2 separate regions of the Mus musculus genome follow, and region 1 is linked to region 2. The links are chromatin loops, found by intact Hi-C in ENCODE. Cell type or tissue: gastrocnemius. All regions are shown on one strand.

The links. Peaks named below come from ENCODE experiments on the same cell type or tissue, not always from the same donor. Only the 100,000 strongest peaks of a DNase experiment are listed, where the experiment ranks them.
Region 1: a loop joins it to region 2, with 1.9 times the contacts of the local background. A loop is called at or near these places in 6 of 42 quality-filtered maps.

What each region holds. Positions count from the first base shown.
Region 1 is chr11:98,494,945-98,499,944 of GRCm38, reverse strand. All of the region lies in intron 3 of Ikzf3 (IKAROS family zinc finger 3), which reads left to right. Among named protein-coding and RNA genes, the nearest start is that of Ikzf3, 49 kb to the left of the region's middle. RefSeq lists an enhancer at 1,210-2,986. In gastrocnemius, no CTCF peak of the experiment used is centred here; no DNase peak of the experiment used is centred here; H3K27ac peaks cover 233 bases.
Region 2 is chr11:98,547,315-98,552,314 of GRCm38, reverse strand. It overlaps Zpbp2 (zona pellucida binding protein 2), which reads right to left and starts at 1,218. Exons shown (of 8, transcript NM_027061.2): 1 at 993-1,218; 2 at 807-872. The coding sequence starts at 1,041. In gastrocnemius, a CTCF peak has its summit at 2,775 (motif pointing left); a DNase peak (open chromatin) is centred at 1,228; H3K4me3 peaks cover 1,202 bases; H3K27ac peaks cover 721 bases.

The DNA of each region.
Region 1 (5,000 bases), 52 kb after region 2:
ACTCAGGAGGCAGAAGCAGGTAGAGCTCTGTGAGTTTGAGACTAGCCTGGGCTATGTAGTGAATTCTGAGACAGCCAGAGCTACAGAGTGAGATCCTGTCTCAAAAAAAGAGGGATAGATCCCCTGGAATTGGAAGGTTGGCTGGTTGAGAGTCACCAGGTAGGCGCTGGGGATTGAACCTGGGTCCTCTCCAAGAGCAACAAGTGCTCTAATCATGGAGCCATCTTGTCCAGCCTGTATTTTCATTCATTTTTCAGGCATAGCAATTACTGCTCAGAATTACAAATTCTAGATAAAATATAGATTCAAACAATAGATAAAAGAAATCTCTGTAGAGTTCTTTATTGTATTATTTTATGTATATGACTGCTTTGCCTGTATGAATATGCACCATTTTCGTGCCTGGTGCCCTCAGAGGCCAGAAAGGGGCATTGGGTCCCCTGGAACTTAAGTTACAGAAAGTTGTGAACCATGACATGGGTGCTGGGAAGCGAACCCAGGTGCTCTGTAAAAGCAACAGGAGCTCTTAAGGGCTGAGCCAGATGAAGATGGTCTTTGGAATGGGCGGAACTAAACGATGCTTTAGACTTACAGTGCTATGTGGTTCGGGAGAAGCCTTCATGCGCTGGTTGGTTCTTCAGGATTTTCGGGGTTTTTTTCAATGAAGGGCCATGCCTGGTTCCATGACATTTAAAAAGCTTCGCTAAGTCAGGTTGCTGAAACCTCACCTATCCCTGGGTGCAGAGTATTCCTGATGTTGGATGTAGCCAATCTTATCTAAATGGAAAGCCAAGAAATGTACTGAAATGATTGAACAAAGTCATTGTTGCTATTATCTGAATGAACTGTGTGGACAGTCAACGACCAAGGCACAGACTGGTGTCCTTGGTTAAACTGGCGGGGCGAGGGTGTCTCTTTTGTAACTGTTAACTTTGGGGGAGTGCGCTAATTCTCTTGCAATCGAAGTGACATGGTTTACCCAGTATGTGTGTAAATACTTGACAGAGAAAATTGAAAGGTGGAGGAGGACTTGTTTTCATGAGCACCTTAACCCAAGCCTGCTTGCTCGCTCTTCCGCGTGCTTGAGATGGGAACATCTCATCCCTTCGTAGATCGGGTCGCCTTTCCCGTTTTTTTGATCTTAAAATAGACACTTCAAAAAATAACAACGGCCCATCATCTTATCTTTAAAGGCCAGAGAAGAGAAACCGTAACAGGTCCTGCCAATCATTGATCAGAAGTTTAATATGCATTGAGACTTTAGAGTTTTAGTAAACACCCAAAACCCTCCATATTCCTTAGTTCTCAAAACATCAGAGTTTCTCTTTTCTCTTGAATGCCTTCATACATAAAATGGTGAACCAGGAAAAGGAAAAAGACGATCATTTCAGTGTTTTCATTCTTGATACAAAGAGGACATCCCGGGAAAGATGTACAGACATCACGTTTATGAGGGATCTAGTGGTTCTAGTTACCTGTGTGTGTGGACACTGTGTGAGTGTGTGGACACTGTGTGTGTGTGTGTGTGTGGACACTATGTGACTATGTTTGTAGACACTGTGTGTGTGTGTGTGTGTGTGTGTGTGTGTGTGTGGACACTGTGTGTGTGTGTGTGTGTGGACACTGTGTGTGTATGGACAAGACACCTACGGAACCTGCGTCTCCCGGTTTGCTTTTCCTCCATCAGGCTTCTAAATCCTATTAACAGCTGTCAAAACCTGGTAAACTATTTAGGTGCTTTCACAATTTGTTTAATTGGATAGTTAGGAAATGGCATGCTAGAAAATCCCCCCGCCTTTCTTTTAGCCTGGCTGAACATCTGTAGCATTAGGGCCTCATTATCTCTGAATTGGCATAGCAAGTCGGCGCATCATTAAAATGCCACATTAAGATGATTAAGCGTCTTTGTTATCCAGTTGACTTTTGCATGTGCTGAGGGTTTCATGGTTACGACCCTCCATCCTTGTAAAACACTTGAACAACATCATCCCGTTTTTTGTCTTCCCCGGTCTAACAGCCTCTATGTTGTTTTGTCCCTTCTGGCCACATCGCTGGCAAACTGACGGCCATTCTTTCACCCCTGGCCTTCCTGTTGGACTTTGAGATCTCGTGTTTCAGAGTGGAAATTCAGCACCTCCTATTAATACTCGGATGTTCCTTCAAGCAACGCGCCACCCGAGGAACCCAAGTTGCCTGTTCTGTGTGTCTTTGATGGGGTCTGCTCTCCAGGCGAGCATTTTATGTGCCTGTAAAAACAAACGGAGGCACAGTTGGCTGAGGCTGCTATGGCCCCTGAAGGACTTAGGGTCTGGATCCTTTCCAGGACCCATTGTTTTTGCAGTGTCTCAGGTGAAACCAAAAATGTCTACTCCAGGAGCTCGAGCCTTTCAAGTGATAAGCATCACCCCAGGAAGTGAAACCATGTGCGTCTGCCCCAGTGAGCCAAACCTTTGTTCTCCTCAGCCTACAAAATTCTCTCTAGGGGGTGTGTGTGTTAGTGTGCTCCATCCTCCTAAGCGGCCTCCTGAACACAGACAGCGATGGGAACAATGGTCCCCCAGAGCAGCTCCTTCAGAAAGTTTAGTTTAATCTAATTTCCTATGGGTTAGATTCAATTCAAACATCTTTTCCTCCCTCTGGGGATGTAGAGCAATTACTTTTATCAGCAATTTGTGGTTTGCTATGTTCTCTTCTCCCCAAGTTCAATTACATGAAATTTACTTAGGAAGCCTTTAATATTTTTTTTATTATGAAATAGATCATACACACAAAAAGGCAGATTATAATTAAACTTACAGTTTAAAGAACACTAATAAAGTGAGCATCGAGAGACCCATCACCCGACTTAAGAAATAAATCTTACTAGTGCCTAAGCGGCTTCTCGGTGCTGTTTGAAGAGTCAATTCAGATTGTCTGAGAAACCTGATCTAATTATAATAAGGTTAGAATTTACAAAACCAAGTGCGAGATTGCCCACATTGCAAACAGTTCATTCACTTTACAAAAGACTTCAGACTTTGGTTGGGAACGTAACTCAGTATGTAAAGCACCTCTTGCCTAAGTGTACCAAGCCCTCAATCCCTAGCACCCACAGGGTTGGCTCTCCAGTACCTACGTGCACACCTGGTACGGTAGCGCTTGCCTTTACGCCTTCCTCACATGATAGAGGCCCTTCTCCCTAATTAGTAGATCAAGGTGAGACTCCAAAAATATCCAGGTTTTATTTTATTTTATGAAATAGGGAGGTGAGGGGCAGACAGGCTATAGTGTGTCATGTGAGCTCAGAGGACAATTTGTAAGGGTCAGATGTCCCCTTCCACTGAGGGTCCCAGGAGTCAAACTCAGATCATGAAGCTTGCATAGCAAATGCATTTACCCGTCTCATTGGTTCCACAATTTCTGTTTTAAAAAACATGCAATCATGCCAGGCCATGGTGGCGCACACCTTTAATCCCAGCACTGGGGAAGCAGAGGCAGGTAGAGCTCTATAAGTTCGAGGCCAGCCTGGTTTAGAAAGAGAGTTCCAGGACAGCCAGGGCTGTTACACATAGAAAGCATGTCTTAGAAAACAAACAAAAAACAAACAAGCAAACACGGGCAGCCCCTGGTCTTCTGAGGTCTTTTTGTTTTGTTATTGTTTTTCCAGTGTTTGCTTGTTTTGGTTTTGGTTCAAGGTCTCACTATAGCCCCAGTCGGTCTTGAGTTTCCCGTCCTCCAGTCTCCACCTTCAGAGTACAGGGATTACTGATCTGTAGCGCCATTCCTGGCTAGTTTGATTGCTGTTATTACTTGGGTTTTAGTGTTTTTAAGAGGGAATTGGGGGACTGGAGAGATGCTCAGTGGTTAAGAATGGGACCTTTCCAGAAGACCTAGGTTTGAGTCCCAGGACCCGCATAGTGTCTCATAACTGTTCGTAACTCCGGCTTCAGGAGATCTGATACCCTCTTCTGGCCTCTACAGGCATCAGACATGCAAGTAATACACAGATAGACGTGCATATAAAACACCCATATGTGTGATATAAGATAATTTGTCTTTTATTTTGTTGTTGTTGTTGTTGTTGTTGAGAAAGGGTTTCTATAGCCACGGTTTATGCTGGAACTCACTATGTAGACCAGACTGGCCTCATACTCACAGAAATCTACTTGCCTCTACCTCCCAAGGGCTGAAATTAAAGGCATTTTCTACCATACCCAGTTACAAGATAAAATAATTTTCAAAAAATTAAAAGCGAGTATTTTTTTTACTTGATTTTGTTGTTGTTGCTTAACGCAGTCTTGTTATATTGCCTACAATATTCTCAAGCCCATGAGCTCCTGTGGTCCTTCTGCCTTAGCCTCCTGAGCAGCTGGGACACCAGGTACATAGTTAAGCCCAGCTCCTCAACTCATTAAAAGGAAAAAAGTGTGTGTGTGTGTGTGTGTGTGTGTGTGTGTGTGTGTACACGAGCGTGCACGTGTGAGTACAGGTACCCACAGAGGTCAGAAAGGAGTATTGGATACCCTGTGGCTGGAATTACAGATGGTTGTGAGTTGCCTAGTGTGGGCACTGGAGACAGAACTAAAATCTTCAGCAAGAGCCAGGTGTGCTTTGATCTCTGCCACCCTTTTCTAGGGCAGCCCCACCTCTGCTCTAGGTAGCTACTGGCAAAGCAGTGTCATAGAGAATACAGAGAGTTACAGAGAGAGACAGAGACAGAGACAGAGAGAGACAGACACAGAGAGAGACAGAGACACAGAGAGAGAGACAGAGAGACAGAGACACACAGAGAGAGAGACACAGAGAGAGAGACAGAGACACAGAGACACAGAGAGAGAGAGAGAGGGAGAGATACAGAGAGGGGGGGGAGAGAGACAGAGACACAGAGAGAGACACAGAGACACACACAGAGAGAGAGAGAGAGAGAGAGAGAGAGAGAGAGAGAGAGAGACTACTAGCCCAGGGCTGTGGCTTCTGCCCTCAGCTAGCTTAACAGCTGTAGGGAATAAGAGAGTTTATAA
Region 2 (5,000 bases):
AGAATGAAGTCTTTGCTGCTTCCCCATAGTAAACCTTTAAACTGTACTTTGTCGGTAATATTTTTATTTTGTGACAGTCTAGAAAAATGAAGATCAAGTTCCTTTTAACGTACACATTAATAAATAGCTCCAATAAGGAGCTATGGAATCAATGTTACAGGATGTTAGCTTGACTGACAAACTATTTCAAAACTGAAAACTTGGTATTTCGCGTAAGCTTCCTGTTGTCTTGTGCAGTGTTTACTAGAAAGGTGTACAACAGTGACTCAACTGGATAGATAGTACCTAGTCTCACAAGGTACTTTTTAAGGTCCAATCATTGCCAGGATCAGAATCTCTAAAGTCTATTGTTCAGTTTGGCAGTGTAATGGTGGTGTTGGGAAGAGAAAGGCCTTAAATGTGGAATTGTTCTAGACGGAGTGCAGTGTTATTTCAAATTTGGAGTACTTTTTCCTGAATGTAGGAAAACTACAGAGAGTAGTAACACTGGAGCTGATGTTTGATGCATGAATAGGGCTGGTTAATACAAGAGGGAGAGAAGAGCCTTCCAGAGGGGCGTCCACTCTGCTAAGTGCCTTCACCCATTACAAAGCAGAAGTATTTGAAAGAGAGACGTGGTATCAGAGCGGCAGATCTGTGGTGAACACTGGAATAGAAGACTAGCTTTGAGGGCAATGATGCAAACTTCCCGAACTGCAGAGCACAGACGCCCTCCTGCCTAGCTCCCTTTTCCCTGCCTGAAGAACCTAAGAGGATGCATCCCCAGCTCTTGGGACAAGCCTTGCGTGAGAAGAGGCACGTATTACCTGGGTGCCCTACCGTGCCGTAAACAAAGCCTTTGATATTGAATAAGGAAGAACGTTGCGATCCAACTGCGGAGGAGAGAACACCTCTGGCTTATTATTAGTGTTTGGAGGACACACGGTTCAGGGCGGGGCGGGGCGGAGGCGAAGAAGGAGGGACGGGGGAGGAGCCTGCGGGCCAAGCCCCACCTCCTGCGAGAGACCAGAGCACCGCGTAGAGTAGGGCCCACGCAAGCATCACGGCTCAGGCACTAGTGGCGACGGCTGGGTGCCCTCCTACCTCAGGCCAGGCCCAACGCCTCCCCATCGCTCCTCTACAGAGCGAAGCAAACCGCCAAGGGCATCTTCCCTACCGGTCCCAGGCTATCACGGGGGCGGCTGTGCCCGAGAGCGCCTGCGTGTTCCGGCTTGGCACGAGGGGCGGGGCAAGCGCTCGCAGATGGAGAGCCCCGCCTCCTGGCGCACGCGCAGTTGCGGAGCGCTGCACCCTCCGAGCCTTTCGCACCTCTCCTTGGGTCCCGTGTTCCCGCTCTCTAGCTCTAGTCGGCCTGGTGGTGTGACGAGTAAAGGAAACGAACTCAAGACTTCCTCAGACTAAAGGAACTGATGAGTGAACACAGTGGGTCCTAAGGACGGTGGCGGCGGCTCTGAGCAGCCCAAGGATGCCGTAGTTTGGCGATCAGAAGAAGGGAGATGTTTGTGAGAATTTCCTAAAAGCGAGGGCTCAGCTCTGGAACCCCGAGCTAACGTTGCTAGCGTTGCTGGATCTGTCAAAACGTCACATCCAGTTTTCACCTAGTTGCATTTTTCTGGCATACAAAACCAAGACCTTGAAGAGCCCTCTCCTCTGTGCTTCAGAAGGGTGCCCTCAGACCTTCCCACGTGGAGGAAGGTTAAACCTTTATTTTTTTCAGCTTAGAGTGTGAGATGATGTAAGGGACACCCCCTCATGCAAATTTATTCGGAAGTAACTTTGCTTTAGAGAATGGGTCCCTTCGAAAGGAAGGCGAGAGCGGGTGATCTTTTCCTCAGCTGATGTGAGATAAGTCACTCTCAGGGAGCTCCAAAATAGTCTTTCAAAGTTCTTCTGAACCCTGTGCTGGGGACCAAACCCAGGGCCTTTACTGAATTGAGTCGCTAACCCCATCATGCGTGGTCCCATCTTGACTGCTATTTTAGGTGACCTGAAAGACTTTAGGTGTTGTTTACCTCTTGGCAGTAGAGCACCGCTCTCAGTAGTGGTTTTGAGTAGGTTGGTTAGGGAGAGAGCCCAAGGTTCAGATAGGGTGCAGAATGGTTATTTGGGGTGAGATCAGGAGTTTTCAGTTTTATTTCCTTTGAGCCGAGTCAGTATTTGGACTGTCTCAGATGGTCCAGGAGCAACCTTTGTCAGTAATTTCATTTTTAGTCACTGTTAATTTTATCGATCTAGCACAAGCATGAAATGGGATTCAATGAGTCAGATCCACCCCCTGTCAGTTACTACGTCTAGACTCATGGGTTAGCCTCAACTGTTAAAAATGTGGATGGGTGTTTTGCTTGCATTTCTGTCTGTCTGTGCACCACAGGCATGCACTGCCCACAGAGGCCAAAGAGTGTGTCGCCTCTGGGACTGGAGTTAACAATGGTTGTGAGCAGCCATTTGGATGCTGGGAATCAAACGTGGGTCCTTTAGAAGAGCAGCCAGTGTTCATAACCGCAGAGACACCTCACTTCAGATTTAATCAAAACATTTTCCAAAAGTACAAAGTATTACTAACTTCTCAGTTATTGCACACGATTCTCATAAACTTATGTGTTAAATCTTAACTCTTATAGAAGAGTGTTAGAATAGTCGGGCTGGAGAGATTGCTCAGTGGTTGAGAGTTTATCTGCTTTTCCAGAGGGCTCTAGTTCCAGGATCCAGCTGGGTAGCTTACAACAACACCCTTTTAACTCAGTTCCAGGTGAGCCAGTGCCCTCTTCTGGAAACCATGGATGCCTGCATTCACGTGTATATACCCTCTCCATCCCTCCCATATATACAGAATTAAAAAGAAAACCTTTAGCTGGGTAGTGGTAGCACATACCTTGAATCCCAGCACTCAGGTAGCAGAGGCAGAAGCAGAGGAGGGCAGATCTCCGAGTTTTAGGCCAGCCTGGTCCACAGAGAGAATTCCAGGACAGCCAGGGCTACATAGAGAAACCCTGTCTCAAAACAAACAAGCAAGAAGAAAAGAAATGAGAGAGAGAGAGAGAGAGGGAGAGAGAGAGAGAGAGAGAGAGAGAGAGAGAGAGAGTTAGTTTGGGTCTTGGAAGTATCCATGTAAATGTTTGATGTAAGCTTTGTGCTTTAGTTTTGTTTACTTATTTTGAGACAGTGTTTCTCTGTGTACCTCTGGCTGACCCAGAACTTGTTATATAGTCCAGACTGGCCTCCTAGAGATCTGTCTGCCTCTGCCTTGTGAGTGCTAGAATTAAAGGCAGGTAGCATCATGCTGGGCAGCCCAGACAAACCTTGTCATCTGACTCTATGGAGACGCTACATGAGCTGGGTTCACTATGAAATCTATACTGATTTCCTTTATTTCTCAATATCTCATTTAAACTGATTTAGGTCAGTAATTCAGTATATGATAGATATTTTTATAGAAGACAAATTTATTTGATTTTTAAAAAAGATTTATTTATTATTTTATCTAAGTACACTGTAGCTGTCTTCGGATGCACCAGAAGAGGGCGTCAGATCTCATTATCGACGGTTGTGAGCCACCATGTGGTTGCTGGGATTTGAACTCAGGACCTATGGAAGAGCAGTCAATGCTCTTAACCACTAAGCCATCTCTCCAGCCCTAGAAGACAAATTAATAATGCTGATATCACAAGGCACTATTCTAACATGAAACATTACATATTGATACTTGCCAAGGCACAGTTGTACACTTGGGCTATCCTGTCTTTCCTTCTTTTCTCTTTTTCTTTCCTTTTAACAAAGAGGGTCTTTCTGTATAGCCCTAGTTGTCCTGGAACTTTCTTTATAGACCACACTATCCTCAAACCAGAGATACTCTTGCCTCAGCTTCCCAAGTGCTGGGATTAAAAACATGCAGTCTATGCCTGGCATGATACAGCATTGTTAATTAAAGTTCATATTTTTAATATTTCCGTAGTTTATCTGCACCAGAGTCACACTCAGGCTTTCGTGTCACATTTAGTTGTGCTGTCCCCTCAGGTTCTTCTGAGCTGTTGACAGTTTCTCAGACTTTTCTTGTTCTCTTTCTTCTCTTGTTTTCTTTCCTTTTGGTTGTTGTTGACTTTGACAGTTAAGGACTGCTTTGAAGATCCGGACTCAGCCTTAAATGATCAAGTATTTTGTGGAAAGACTCTCTTGGACTTTGCTTGATGGTTTTTCTCATTATTGCATAGAATTATAGATTTTTGTGAGGATGGCAGCAGAAAAGTGACGTTCCCAATACATCATATCACTGATACATACTAACATCATACTTTACCACTGTTTTGTTTTGGTTTTTTTCGAGACAGAGTTTCTCTGTGTAGCTCTGGCTGTCCTGGAACTCACTTTGTAGACCAGGCTGGCCTCGAGCTCAGAAATCCGCCTGCCTCTGCCTCCCAAGTGCTGGGATTAAAGGCGTGCACCACCACGCCCGGCTACTTTTCCACTTTTAATGTTAAATGCATTAAATGTTTGTCAGGTTACTCCATATAAGGTTATCCCTTGCCCCCAATACTGTACTGTTTGTACTCTGCACTTAAAGAGGAGAGATTTATGCTCCACCCACTTGAGGGTAGAATTGCTACACAAATGGTTGTACGGCTCTGCTTTTTATTTGTCTCTTCAGGTATCTGGAGAGACTGGAATAAGCAGCAAACAGCATGGTAACAGTTTGCTGTTCTGTATAGAGAACATTGTAACAGAAACCCCCAAGTTTCTCTCTGTCTTTTAAATAACCAATTAACTATTCATCCTTCTCATCCCTGTGAAAGTGTACAGTTCCTCTTCTGCTACTTTTGACGTTGCTATTTTTGCTTTTAGAAACTAACAAACAACAAATTTCCCCTTTTCAGTACTAAAATTAAACCTTAGTGTTTATTAAACCTTAGAATGTCTCCGAGCTCCATATTGTCCTGCAGAACTCATGTCAGTGGAGATGCTGCTATGGTTCTGTGATCTCAGAGACAATGTGAGCCACTCGTGTT